Regions from separate parts of the Homo sapiens genome. Here region 1 is linked to region 2. The links are chromatin contacts, found by Hi-C or POLR2A ChIA-PET in ENCODE. All regions are on one chromosome and are shown on one strand. The core of a region is the stretch at or near the end of the contact, and the rest is flanking DNA. Distances in the headings are between cores, read along the strand shown. Region 1 holds the start of IARS2 (isoleucyl-tRNA synthetase 2, mitochondrial). Region 2 overlaps TGFB2 (transforming growth factor beta 2).

The links. A loop is a pair of places that touch in the nucleus more often than their neighbours do. ChIA-PET counts read pairs that join two places held with the same protein, here RNA polymerase II (POLR2A). Pooled maps may share reads with other maps.
Region 1: a loop to region 2 is called in a pooled map, with 6 times the contacts of the local background. The contact joins the promoter of IARS2 here to the enhancer-like site in region 2. A Hi-C loop is called at or near these places in 2 of 50 pooled maps. POLR2A ChIA-PET finds 5 or more read pairs at or near these places in 2 of 52 experiments (Panc1 and WTC11).

The regions. Positions count from the first base shown.
Region 1 is chr1:220,089,870-220,096,028 of GRCh38, forward strand. IARS2 (isoleucyl-tRNA synthetase 2, mitochondrial) reads left to right here and starts at 4,263. Exons shown (of 23, transcript NM_018060.4): 1 at 4,263-4,614. The coding sequence starts at 4,348. RefSeq lists enhancers at 30-219, 4,492-4,991 and silencers at 4,053-4,132, 4,153-4,482.
Region 2 is chr1:218,375,655-218,382,468 of GRCh38, forward strand. The region is part of intron 1 of TGFB2 (transforming growth factor beta 2); the gene reads left to right. Among named protein-coding and RNA genes, the nearest start is that of TGFB2-AS1, 33 kb to the left of the region's middle. Within about 2 kb of position 1,762, at least 5 of the 41 ENCODE cell types and tissues checked have a DNase peak (open chromatin) inside an H3K27ac peak, as active enhancers do; they include Panc1, where a contact is called at or near this core.

The DNA of each region.
Region 1 (6,159 bases), core at 3,013-5,512, 1.7 Mb after region 2:
ACACTGCCTCTTTAGACTCCTGATCCGCGGGAAAATTCCACTTGTCCGTGTTTTCTCCAAGCTCTCCGTAGGTGCAAGTCACCTGTTGCATTAAATAAAAGCGAAAGATGTGTCAACTTTCAAAGATTGGCTAAAAAAAGAAAAAGAAGAAGGAAAGAACACATTAAGCCAGCAACAGTGTGTTGAAACAAAAAAAAGATTGGTTTTGGTTTCAGCTGTCTTCCAGCCCACTTCGTAGAGTTCACTGTTTTAAAATGTTCTTTGTATTAGTGATACCACTCTGCGGCTATTTAACTTCGAACCCCTAGCGGTCCGTGGACAGGCTTCAGCAGGTCCACCACACACACCTCCACCTCCCACTCCCCACGCAATAACACAGCAACTTTATGCAGAATTGTGTCAAAGATGCTTGCTTACCTTTTTTTTTTTTTTTTTTTTTTTTTTTTTAAGCGATAGATAGCTTGCTCTGTCGCCCAGAGTCGATTACGGCTCACTGCTGCCTTCCCACTTCTAGGCTCAAGCCATCCTCCCGCCTCAGCCTTCCGTGTAGCTGGGACTACTGGTGGAGGTGCGCGCCACCACACCCAGCTAATTAAAATATTTTTTGTGTACAGATGGGATCTTTTACTGGGGGGCGTGGTTGGGGAAGGGGGCAGTGTCTCATCCTGTCGCCCAGGCTGGAGTGCAGTGGCGCAGTCTAGGTTCACTACAACCTCCTCCTCCTGGGTTCAAGCGATCCTTCCTCCTTAGCCTCCCAAGTAGCTAGGACTACAGGCGCGCCACCACGCCGGGCTAATTTTGTTTGTTTTTTAAGTAGAGACGGGGTTTCATCATATTGGCCAGGCTGGTCTTGAACTCCTGACCCCAGGTGATCTGCTCACCTCGGCCTCCCAAAGTGCTGGGATTACAGGTGTGAGCCACTGCGCCCAGCTTAAAAAGGCTTTTACGTCTTCATTTGATTTTCACAATAACTCTGTGAGTTAAGTAGACCCTTTTTGGGAAGTGGAAAAATATACATAACTTAAATTATATTACTTTAACCATATATATATATATATATATATATATATATATATATATACACACACACACACACACACATATATACATATATATATTTTTTGAGACGGCGTCTTACTCTGTCGCCCAGGCTGGAGTGCAATGGCTTGATCTCGGCTCACTGCAACCTCTGCCTCCCAGGGTTCAAGCTATTCTCCTGCTTCAGCCTCCTGAGTAACTGGGACTACAGGCGCACACCACCCAGCCCAGCTAGTTTTTGCATTTTTTTTTTTTTTAGTAAAGACGGGGTTTCACCATGTTGGCCAGGCTGGTCTCGAACTCCTGACCTCATGATCCGCCCGCCTCGGCCTCCCAAAGTGCTGAGATTACAGGCATGAGCCACTGCACCTGGCCATACTTTGGTTTTTATAATTAAATTGTATAATTACATGACAAGTACAAATGGCTTAAATAAAGACAAACATAATGCAAGGTAAGCTCAACAAGTGAGAATAGAAATCTGCAGTCATCCTAAAGAGTAGCCATCTCCCAAGTGTTCATTGTATCCTCTCATAGGTTTTACGAGAAAACGGCATAGTTGAATTCAGCAAGTTATGTAGAGGTTGGTTAGGAGAGTTTCTATGTAAATATATCTTTGTGCTCCTGGAAGACTATAGCTGTGATAGATCCCAGATGTGAAACCGTGGGTCAAAGATGAAGTGCATTTTATTTTATTTTTTGGAGATGGAGTCTCGCTCTGTCGCCCAGGCTGGTGTGCAGTGGCCTGATTTCTCACTGCAACCTGTGCCTCCTGAGTTCAAGCGATTCTTCTGCCTCAGCCTCCAGAGTAGCTGGGATTACAGGCGCCTGCCACCACTCCCGGCTAATTTTTTGTATTTTTAGTAGAGACGGGATTTCACCATGTTGGCCAGGTTGGCCAGGCTGGTCTCGAACTCCTGAACTCAGGTGATCCACTTGCCTCAGCCTCCCAAAGTGCTGTGGTTACAGGCGTGAGCCACCGCGCCCAGCTGAAGCGCATTTTAAATGGTGATGGATATTGCTAAATTGCCATTCGGAAATCTCCTGCCTCAGCTTCCCAAGTAGCTGGGACTACAAGCATGCGCCATCACACCCGGCTAATTTTGTATTTTTAGTAGAGATGGGGTTTCTCCATGTTGGTCAGGCTGGTCTTGAACTCCCGACCTCTGGTGATCCACCCACCTTGGCCTCCCGAAGTGCTGGGATTATAGGCATGAGCCACCGCACCTGGCCGACAGTACCTATTTAACACTACCATCAGCAGTCCACTTTCACACATTCTCCCAAGCCCTGTTATCAAACTTCTTTATTTTTGCTTTAATCTGCTGGAAAGAAAATGGTATTTTAACTGTCTATTCCCATGACTCCTAAAGTTGAGGATCTTTTTATGTTTATTAGCTGTTTCCACTTCTGTGTCTCTGAGTTGACTGTTCATTTCTTTTGCTTTATTATTATTATTTTGAGACAGGCTCTCACTGTGTTGCCCAGGCAGGAGTGTAGTGGTGTAATCATGGCCCACTTGCAGCCTTGACTTCCTGGGCTAAAGCGATCCTCCCACCACAGCCTCCAAAGCAGCTGGGACCACAAGCACATGCCACTACATCCAGCTAATTTTAAAAATTATTTCAGAGATAGGGGTCTCCCTATGTTGCCCAGGGTTGTCTCAAACTCCTGGGCTCAAGTGATATTTCCACTTCAGCCTCCTAAGGTGCTGGGATTATAGGCATGAGCTACTGTGTCCAGCTTCTTTTATCCTTTTTTTTTTTTAAATTGGGTTGTTTACATTTGTTTTTTTGATCTGTAGCAGCTCTTTATGCATTTTGTGTATTATTATTTTTTAATGTGTAGCAAATGTTTTCTTCCACAGTATAGTGTAGGAAAGACAACATAACATGGTGGCTATGCACACACACTGGAATCTAACTGCCTGGGTTTGAATTCCAGCTGTGCTACTTAGTTGTATCATCTTGAGCAAGTTACATAATTCTATGTGCCTCAGTTTCCTTAGCTGTGAAATGGAAATACTCATAGTTCCTATCTCACAGGTTTTTTTGGTATGCTGTGTCTTCACCTCATCTGGTTTTGAAGATTAAGTGAATTAATTCAGGTACAGAGCTGGAGTCATTGATTGGTGAAAGGCTGACATTGAGTGCTTTCTGTTTGTCACTTGGTTTCTCACTTTCCGGTATCTTTTTTTGGTATATATATGTTTTCATACTTGTAGAAAATCTGTCCTTCTTATTTATGTGAACCAAATGTTCTGGATGTTGTGTTTTATGATTAGGAAGGCTATTCCCAAGTTGTATACTCAACAATGAAATGGTAACAATTGTGAACTATTATGAACTGGACAACCAAATAGAGCAGAATCTGTCAGAAACAGGAGCAGAAGTTGCTATATATACCATACTATTCTATGAGTGGGATATAACAGGGATTTCAGAGAATCTTAAAAAAAGGTTAGATTGTTTTATAATATTGTTAAAATCTATGGGAAGTCATTGATTTGGACTGAGCTCCTGCACTAGGCTGTTTACTTGTAAGGTCTGCGTTCCAGGAAATCAGGAGAGATGATAGCCAAATCCATTAAGCCAAATGGCGTCTGCTTTTCGTTCCCTGTTTCTGCCTTCTTCAACCTTTTCTGCCTATAAACCTCACCCTGCCCCCACAGCTCATCAGAGATCCTTTCTATTTTGTAGAAAGGTTTAGGAATATTTAATAATAGCCAATTAGATCTTTAAAACTCGATTTGCTGAAATTTTATTATTTTACAATATTTTCACTGAACTTGTGCTGCCCACAGTCGTAGTCATTACCCAAGTGTGCCTGTTGAGGCCTTGCCATGAGTTTAGCCCAGATTGAGATGTGCAGTATGTGCAAAGTACATGTCAAATTTCAAAGGCTTCGTATGAAGAGAATATGTAAAATATCTTACTTTTTATTGGCTACATGTTAAAGTGATACAATCATAGCTATGTTGTGTTAAAGTAAAAAAAAAAAAATATATATATATATATATTTAAAAAGCAGGGCACAGCGATTGGACTATGAGCCCCACCTTTCCCCGCCCCCGTGAATCTGAGCCCGCCCCCCGGCGGCTGCAGGGAGGACCCGGAGGTGGCTCAGCCTCCGCGGACTCCGGGAAGGCGGTGCCCACCGCCCCGCCCCCACTACCCGCCGCTCCCTCCCCGCCCCTTCCGCTCCCGGAGCGCGTGCGCCCTCTTACTCGGCTCCCCTTGGTTTCCTGGGGTCCTGCCCCTTCAAGCTGGGGCGGGAGCGGAGGACCCCGCTCTCAGGGGTTGCCGGACCATGCGTTGGGGGCTGCGCCCTCGCGGGCCGGGCGCGGCCGCCCTGGCCACTGCCCGAAGTTTGTGGGGGACGCCCCGCCTTCCCTGCAGCCCGGGATGGCAAGGGGCGACGAAGAGGCTTCTGGTGCGGTCGGTCTCCGGGGCCAGTAACCACCAGCCGAACTCGAATAGTGGCAGATACCGGGACACGGTGCTGCTGCCGCAGACGAGCTTCCCCATGAAGCTGCTGGGCCGCCAGCAGCCGGACACGGAGCTGGAGATCCAGCAGGTACGGGCCCCGCCTCGGCGCGGGGCCTCCAGAGAGGCCCGATCCGGCCGCGGGCACCGGGCGCTCGCAGGCGCCACACCTCTAGGCTCCACGCCGGTGCGGGTGGGCGGGGGTGTGACCAGATTGGTGGAATTCGTCTGCTTCGCACAGATTTTGTGGGCTGAAAACCTAAGTGAAGAAATCTCTAGATGAGCCCCTCCTTTGTACCAGGTTCTGGAGCGGGACATTAAGGGGTCACTAGCGATGCCCAGTTACCAGCATGTATCGCACGTATGTCCCATGTCTACCGTAGGCAAAACAGATAGACTTTGGGCACTTTTCCAATGCCTTGTAAAAAGTAAATTCACATGTCCACATGTAAATAAAAACCCAGGCTGGGCGCAGTGGCTCACGCCTGTAATCCCAGAACTTTGAAAGGCCAAGGCGGGAGAATCGCTTGAGCCAAGAGTTCGAGACCATATTGGCTAGTCACCCCCACCCCCCCGTCCTTAAAAAAAACCTTAAAAACCTCAATTATGATGAATGAAGGGGAAGTTGAAGCCCACTTCTTGGATCTTTTAGATCCCTAGTTGGAATTATGACTCGTTTGAAGTCGCCCAGGCTGGAGTGCAATGGCGCGATCTCAGCTCACTACAACTTCCGCCTCCCAGGCTCAGGCAATTCTCCTGCCTTAGCCTCCCCAGTTGCTGGGATTACAGGTGCGCACCACCACGCCCGGCTAATTTTTATATTTTTAGTAGAGATGGAGTTTCACCATGTTGGCCAGGGTGGTCTCTAACTCCTGACCTCAAGTGATCTTCCCGCCTCGGCCTCCCAAAGTGCTGGGATTACAGGCCTGAGCCACTACGCCCAGCCTAGTCTGAACTTTCTAAGAGCAGAGATTCCTCTTTAGCTTCTGTAATTCTAGTCTTTAAAAATCCCTGATATTCTTGGAATATTGGTTAAGTAAATATACTTAGCCTAAATATTCTGACAGTTATAAGAGTTCATCTAATTTTTTAAAGGTTTTTTAGTCAATACCTTCTGTATGCCAGAAAGAGTGACAGTTTCAAATGTTTCCTCGTTTAATCTTCACACCAGCCCTGTAAGATGGATATTAACACTTTTTTTTTTCAGATAAGAAAGCAGGCCCGTAAGTGCACAGTAACCTGGACAAAATCATACAGCAAGTGAGGGAAGGGAAGTGACTTAGACTGCCATGCATGTTGTTCCCAGATTTGGGGAATGGCAAGCATTGCCGCCAAAGAATAGCAAGAATATGTGTGTCGGGAATCTGCAGGTCCTTCAACATGTCGGGGGTGAGGAGTGAAGCATGGGGAGTGATGAAAGAATGCCCGAGAACTTAGTGGCACTAAACCTTTGTAGGGTGCTGCATATCATATAAAGAGTTTAGACTTCAATCTGAGGTGTATGGGGACATTACTGAAAGATTTTAAGAGATGCGTACTTTGACACGCATTTCAGAAACCTCACCTTGTATTTCAGAGTTGAGTAGATTGGAATGGAATAGATTGGAATGTAATTGGAATGGAAATAAGCAAGTGT
Region 2 (6,814 bases), core at 512-3,011:
CAGCATACATTGAGAACAGCGAGTGCTTTTTTTTCAGTCTAGAAAAGAAGAAAAGTGGTACCAATTTCTGTGAGAGGAAGATAATATTGGAGATAGTATTTTAAAATACGGGATATTGAGGGAGGAGGGAGAGCATCAGGAGGAATAGCTAATGGATGCTGGCCTTAATACCTAGGTGATGGGATGATCTGTGCAACAAACCACCATGGCACGTTTACCTATGTAACAAACCTTCACATCCTGCATATGTACCCCTGAACTTAAGAAGTTGAAGAAAAAATATGGGATATCTATAATTTATATTCATAAGTTGAATGTATAGAATCAAAGGGAGGATTGGTGGTTGCCAGGGGCTGTAGCGAAGGGGAAATGAGGAGTTACTAATAAATGGGCCTAAAGTTTCAGTTGAGCAAGATGAATAAGATCTAGAGAGCTGCTGCACAACGTCGTACCCACAGTCAACAATAATAGATTGCACACTTAAAAATGTGGTAAGTGCGTACATCTCCCGTTAAGTGTTCTTACACAATAGAATTTAAAATATTGTTAGAAGTGAATAAGGCAGAATGACATTCTTTATCTTGTTAGGAGGGCTGGAAGCTCAGACCTTGCATGAAAGGACAATGTGTGTTAGTAATGATTTCTACAACCAGGCGGAACATCAGCCACCTCAATTCCTTGTCATTTCACTTTAAGCTCTGCCTGGATGGTTCCTGAAAACCATGACCTACAAAATTTTGTTTTATTCTATTTAATTCAGTTATAATTCACCAAGCATATACTGCCTTAAGAATTTGGTGCCTGAATTATGCAGATGAATAAAAAATGAGATAGGTAGGGATGAGTCCCTCTTGGAAGAGGCATCACCAACAGCTCAGAGAGTACTAGGACCATACAACCTAGGTTTAAGTGGAGGCCTTACTGTTTCCAGTTCCATAGCACCGGGCAAGTTCCCTCTTTAAGCCTCAGTTTCTTATCCCCCACCTAAGTGGGATGAATCCAGATGTGTACCTGACAGCTGATGTGCTCCCAGTAGCTAGTAACATTGCTTTTGCTGTTATGCTTATTCTTTTTATTGTTATTACTATATTATCCCTGCCCTCAAGTAGCTTATAGCCTATTTGTGGAGACCCATTTGTACACACTACCCTGCACAAAGCAGAAAAATTAAAAAACTGCTGAATGACATTTACAAGCAAAGTTCAATCCAAACACATAGGAAGATGGTTGGTTAATGAAACCAGCTTTGTTTGTTTTGAGACACGGTCTTGCTCTGTTGCCCAGGCTGGAGTGCAGTGGTGTAATGATAGCTCACTGCAGCCTTGACCTCCTGGGCTCAAGTGACTCTCCCACCTCAGCCTAGGAGGTTAGCTGGGACTACAGATGATGCCACCACACCTGGCTAATTTAAAAAAAAAAATTTTTATAGAGATGAGGTCTCACTTTGTTGCCCGGGCTGGTCTCAGACTCCTGGGCTCAAGGGATCCTCCTAAAGTGCTGGGATTACAGGCGTGAGCCACTGTGCCCAGCTGAAACCAACTTTTAGGAGAAGCAGTCCCTACCATGCCTAGAACAACGTGTATTTCTTAAGTGCTTAGCCACAGCCTTAAAGTGAAAGGGAAATAGAAAAATCAGCCTCCTCTTTAGCTGGTACAGGACAGAAGCAAAACATAGATATCTATGTTGATAGCATAACTTTTCACATTTTGTAGTATAGTTCATGACATTCTCAGACACTGAAATTCCATTGGAACCCAGTGCTTTACGTGGCTTTGAATATGGTATGTGTGAGTCATGTCTCTTTCAATACAACTGCAATCAATAAAAACCCCAGTAAAATGTGGTTAACCACAAGGGCATCCCTCCCCACCAGCTCCACCCCCAAATCAGCACTATGATTCATTCAATGTAGTCCTCCTCCCCCTAATGTATTTTACATTGGGAGATACTTATGCTTCCTCAGCACAAAAATCAGAAATCCTACTCTTCTGCTGGTCGCCTGCCCCTATGTTGTGCCGTCTTGCCCCACCCCCGACCCCTGGGAAGTCCAGTCGTGGCCTATACCCTGGGTAGCTGTGGCTGGGGAGAAACTCTGCCCAGTTTCATGCAGAAGCAGGACAGATGCTTCCAAAGGATGCAGTCTGAGGTCCCAGAAGACCTTACTGAGAAAAAAGTCTTTTCTTCTTTCTTACTAATATAACCCCAGCATCCATCTTCCTGTGTCTTCCTTAAATTGAATCCTGAGATGAGGCTTCCCATTTGCCACCACCTCCTTCGTTTTAATTCATTACATATATTATAGTGTGTTTGTTTGTTTGTTTGTTTGTTTGTTTGTTTTTGATACAGAGCCTTGCTCTGTTTCCCAGGCTGGAGTGCAGTGGTGCCATCTTGGCTCACTGCAACCGCCGCCTCCCGGGTTCAAGCAATTCTCCTGCCTTAGTCTCCTGAGTAGCTGGGATTACAGGCCCCTGTCACTATGCCTGGCTAATTTTGGATTTATTTATTTATTTATTTATTTATTTATTTATTTATTTAAGATGGAGTCTTGCTCTGTCGCACCAGGCACTCTATGAGTGCAATGGTGCGATCTTAGCTCACTGCAACCTCCGCCTCCCGGGTTCATGTGATTCTCCTGCCTCAGCCTCTCGAGTAGTTGGGATTACAGGCGCCCGCCACTGCGCCCAGGTAATTTTTGCATTTTTAGTAGAGACGGGGTTTCGCCATGTTGGCCAGGCTGGTTTCGAAGTCCTGACCTCAGGTGATCCGCCCGCCTCGGCCTCCCAAAGTGCTGGGATTACAGGCGTGAGCTACTGCACCCGGCCATTTTTTGGGTATTTTTAGTAGAGACGAGGTTTCACCATGTTGGCCAGGCTAGTCTCGAACTTCTGACCTCAAGTGCTCCTCCCCCCTCGGCCTCCCAAAGTGCTGGGATTATAGATGTGAGCCACCGTGCCCAGCCTGTTCATTTTGCTGTTGAGACAGAGTCTCACTCTGCCACCCAGTCTGGGGTGCAGGGACCATAGCTCACTGCAGCCTGGAACTCCTGGCCCCAAAGGATCCTTCCGCCTCAACCTCCTAGAGCGCTGGGATCACAGGGGTGCTACACCACACCCGGCCTGTTTTTTTTTTCTTATACAGAAGGGACCTGAGGAAACAATATGCATTGTGAGTGCACACCAGAGGGATAGAGAAAGGCAGACAAGGAAAGGAGAGGAAAGGCGGGTAATGGAAGAAGAGGTGTGGCAAGGGCAGCAGCCTTCACATTGCTTCCTCGCTGGGTCTGTGGCTATTACCCTCCTGAGCAGCACCTTCTCAGGCCAGCTCGGTCTAGAAAGCTGTCTGCCAGCAGATTCTAGTTGTCATCCCAGCAGTCCTTAAAACATGACCTGCCACCCACAAGGGAAATCTGGTCTCATTAGTACCTTTAATTATAAAAGCAGACCGAGAACACATGGTACATTTTCTTTCTTTCTTTCTTTTTTTTTTTTCTTTTTTAGAGACGGAGTCTCACTCTGTCACCCAGGCTGGAGTGCAGTGGTGCGATCTCGGCTCACTGCAAGCTCCGCCTCCCGGGTTCACGCCATTCTCCTGCCTCAGCCTCCTGAGTAGCTGGGACTACAGGCGCCCGCCACCACACCTGGCTAATTTTTTTGTATTTTTAGTAGAGACAGGGTTTCACCGTGGTTCGCCAGGATGGCCTCGATCTCCTGACCTCATGATCCACCCGCCTTGGCCTCCCAAAGTGCTGGGATTACAGGCGTGAGCCACCGTGCCCGGCCAGTACCTTTTCTTTATTTTTTAATTTTATTTCTTTTTCTTTCTTTCTTTCTTTCTTTTTTTTTTTTTTACTTCTGCGAGCCTGGAACATCTTTTCTTTAATTTGATGCTGTCTTTCTTCCTCTCTAATGCTCAAATCTAGCTTTCATATTTTTTCTCAAGGTTGTCATTTGACAGGAGGTTTTATTTAAAAGTTCTGAGGTTAAATACCTGGAAGATAAGATGAAGCCAGTTGAAAACAGTGTCCTTTTTCTGTTCTCATGCCTGAGAGAAGTTCAGTCAGTCCTGATTTTTCAATCGGGGTAGACCAAAGTTTAAGTCAGCTGGCTGTGATACAATCTTATTTTACCATTTTCTTTCACATGCTTTTAGTTAATGGAGGAAGCTGGGTCTTAAAATATCCAATTGCATTTAACTTCTTTTACTTACTTAAGGAACCAGTTACCCTTTGATAAGTACCTATGTCTAGTTCCTTTTATCCACAGTTGGTATTTAGTCAATAATAACAATAACAACAATAATAATACCGATGCGGTGCTTCATATACTCCAGGCACTCTTCTAAACACTTTTAGAGACATCGATATTCATTTGATCCTGGCAATAATAGGTATTATTACTCTCTTTGTTTCACATGTGAGGAAACCAAGGCAGAGAGAGATTAAATAACTTGCCCAAGCTGTGAGATAGTAGAGCTGAGACATTTACCTATCAAAGTCGCTGCCATCGTCAGCACTCACTCGCATTCATTGGAAGCTCAAGTCGGTGACCAATCATGTGTCCCTAAAGCAGCAGTACAGTGTAATGATTAAGGGCACAAACTCTGGAATGAAAATGGCCTAGGTTTGTGTGTTTGGGGACGGACATTCCACTCTAGAAGTAGATTCCACCTGGCCTAAAATGTGTAAATCACTGTGCTATCACACCAAGTTAGAAACTCACATGGTGCACACACATGCTAAGCTCCTTACAGTCTGAAACTGGCAACAGTAATCAGCATGCAAAGTTCTCTTTAGATGGCCTGTTTTTTTTTTCCTAGCTAACCCCTTTGATTAGCAAATAGTACAAATGTTTATAGAGTTGGAAGATTTTTAATATCTTTATTTGAATTGCACAAAGCAGCCAAATGTAGTTTGGCCCTAGGCTGCAGAGTATATGTGTCCGGGTGCCAAGAAGCAACTGCACTCCGCCTGGGATGCCAAGCATTCCAGACCTGTTACCTTGTAAGTGTAATATTTACCAGATTTTTGCTTCATCTGGAGATGAAGAGCAGAGATGAATAGAGTGGGGGTGGGTCAGGCTGCTGGGAAGGGAGCTCAGTGTTGAGAGGAATCCCTGAATGAGTAGGTAGCTGGGAAGGGAACAGAGATTTGCCAGAAAAAGCCCTTTTGCTGGCAACTTGGAATCTAGGAAAAAATAACAGAGGCTAACATGCTGGGGTGCTTACCATGTGCCAGGCATAGTGCCAAATGTTCTGCTTTCATGAGCCTATCTCATCCTTTCAATTCTATGAGATAGATGCTATTATTATCCCTACTTTGTAGATGGGAAAAGTGCAGCTGAGAGAGTTAATTACCCAAGATCAATTCTCTTCTGTTCCAAGGTCTCTTTGTTACTTTAGTAAAACTAGTACAGAGCAAGGAATGACAGTGCATCAAGCCGAACCCCAACAAGTCAAGGCACTTACAGTATCTTCTGTTGGTTCTTACTTTCTCTAACCTTCGCAACTGCCCTGAAAGTTAGGTGTTGTTAACATTTTACAGACGAGGAAACTGAGGCCTTAGAGCTTAAGATATTTGCCAAAGGCACATTTTTGTTTTTGTTTTTGTTTTTTTTTTTTTTTGAGACAGAGTCTCGCTCTGTTGCCCAGGCTGGATTGAAGTGGCACAGTCTTGGCTCACTGCAAGCTCCGCCTCCCGGGTTCACGCCATTCTCCTGCCTCAGCCTCCTGAGTAGGTGGGACTACAGGCAACCGCCACCAAGCCCAGCTAATTTTTGTATTTTTAGTAGAGACGGGGTTTCACCTTGTTAGCCAGGATGGTCTGGATCTCCTGACCTCGTGATCCACCCGCCTCGGCCTCCCAAAGTGCTGGGAGTACAGGTGTGAGCCACAGCGCCCGACTGAAAGGCCAGATTTTTAAGTGGTAAATCCAGGAGTAGAATCTGGGTCTGCTGAATCCCACATCTTAAATCTCTTTGTGTTCAAACATGACGTCTTCATTAGGCACCAGTGACAAGATCACAAATAAAACAAAACTCTATCTCTGGACAAGCTCAATTTTCTGCGATGTTCCTAAAAGGGAAGGGGATTGAGGCAGAGCTCCAGGTAGCTTGTACTGAATCCTGTGTGTGAATAAACAGAGGTAGTAGATGAGATAGTGCTACTAGGTGTGTGTGTAGGGGTGTGTGTGTGTGTGTGCACACGCGCGTGCCTATGCACACAATGGGGCAGTTGTAGGCTGGAGCAGGGAAGATTTATTTTTAAATTGAAGAAATTAGTAGTTGCCAGAGAAGCACATGTGCAATGTCTTATGTTTTACTTTCATCATCTCTCCATCTGATGAATAAATTTTAAGGGGATTCCTGCAGGTCAGCAGAAAGAGAGGGTGAAATCTAGCCCTAGTTCTTTGCTGCCCTTACCAGATGGAGGCCACCATTAAAGCCCTCAACTCAACTGAAAAAAAAAATTTTATGAAGTATTTTTGTGAAAATTAAGCTATAGCATTGGAAACCACTCTTTACATCCCCCTCCCCACCTCCTGCAGTGCTCAAAGCTGTCTTCCAAGGAAGCTGGAAATATAAGTAGAAAAAATATCTTGCCCAGAGGCCCCTGGCAAGAGCTCTTAATCAGCTACTGGTACCTTTGCTTTTGGGGACTGTAGCTTTGGTTGAGTCTCACCCAAAAATCAATGTTTTTAGCTGAAGGCGGAAAATTATAAAAGCAAAGGTGTGAAGTGAAGCTCTTTGGTTAGTGCTGTCAGTGGAAGAACAGTCACCCCAGTGGAGTAATAGGTGCCCCAAGACACATACACACGCTT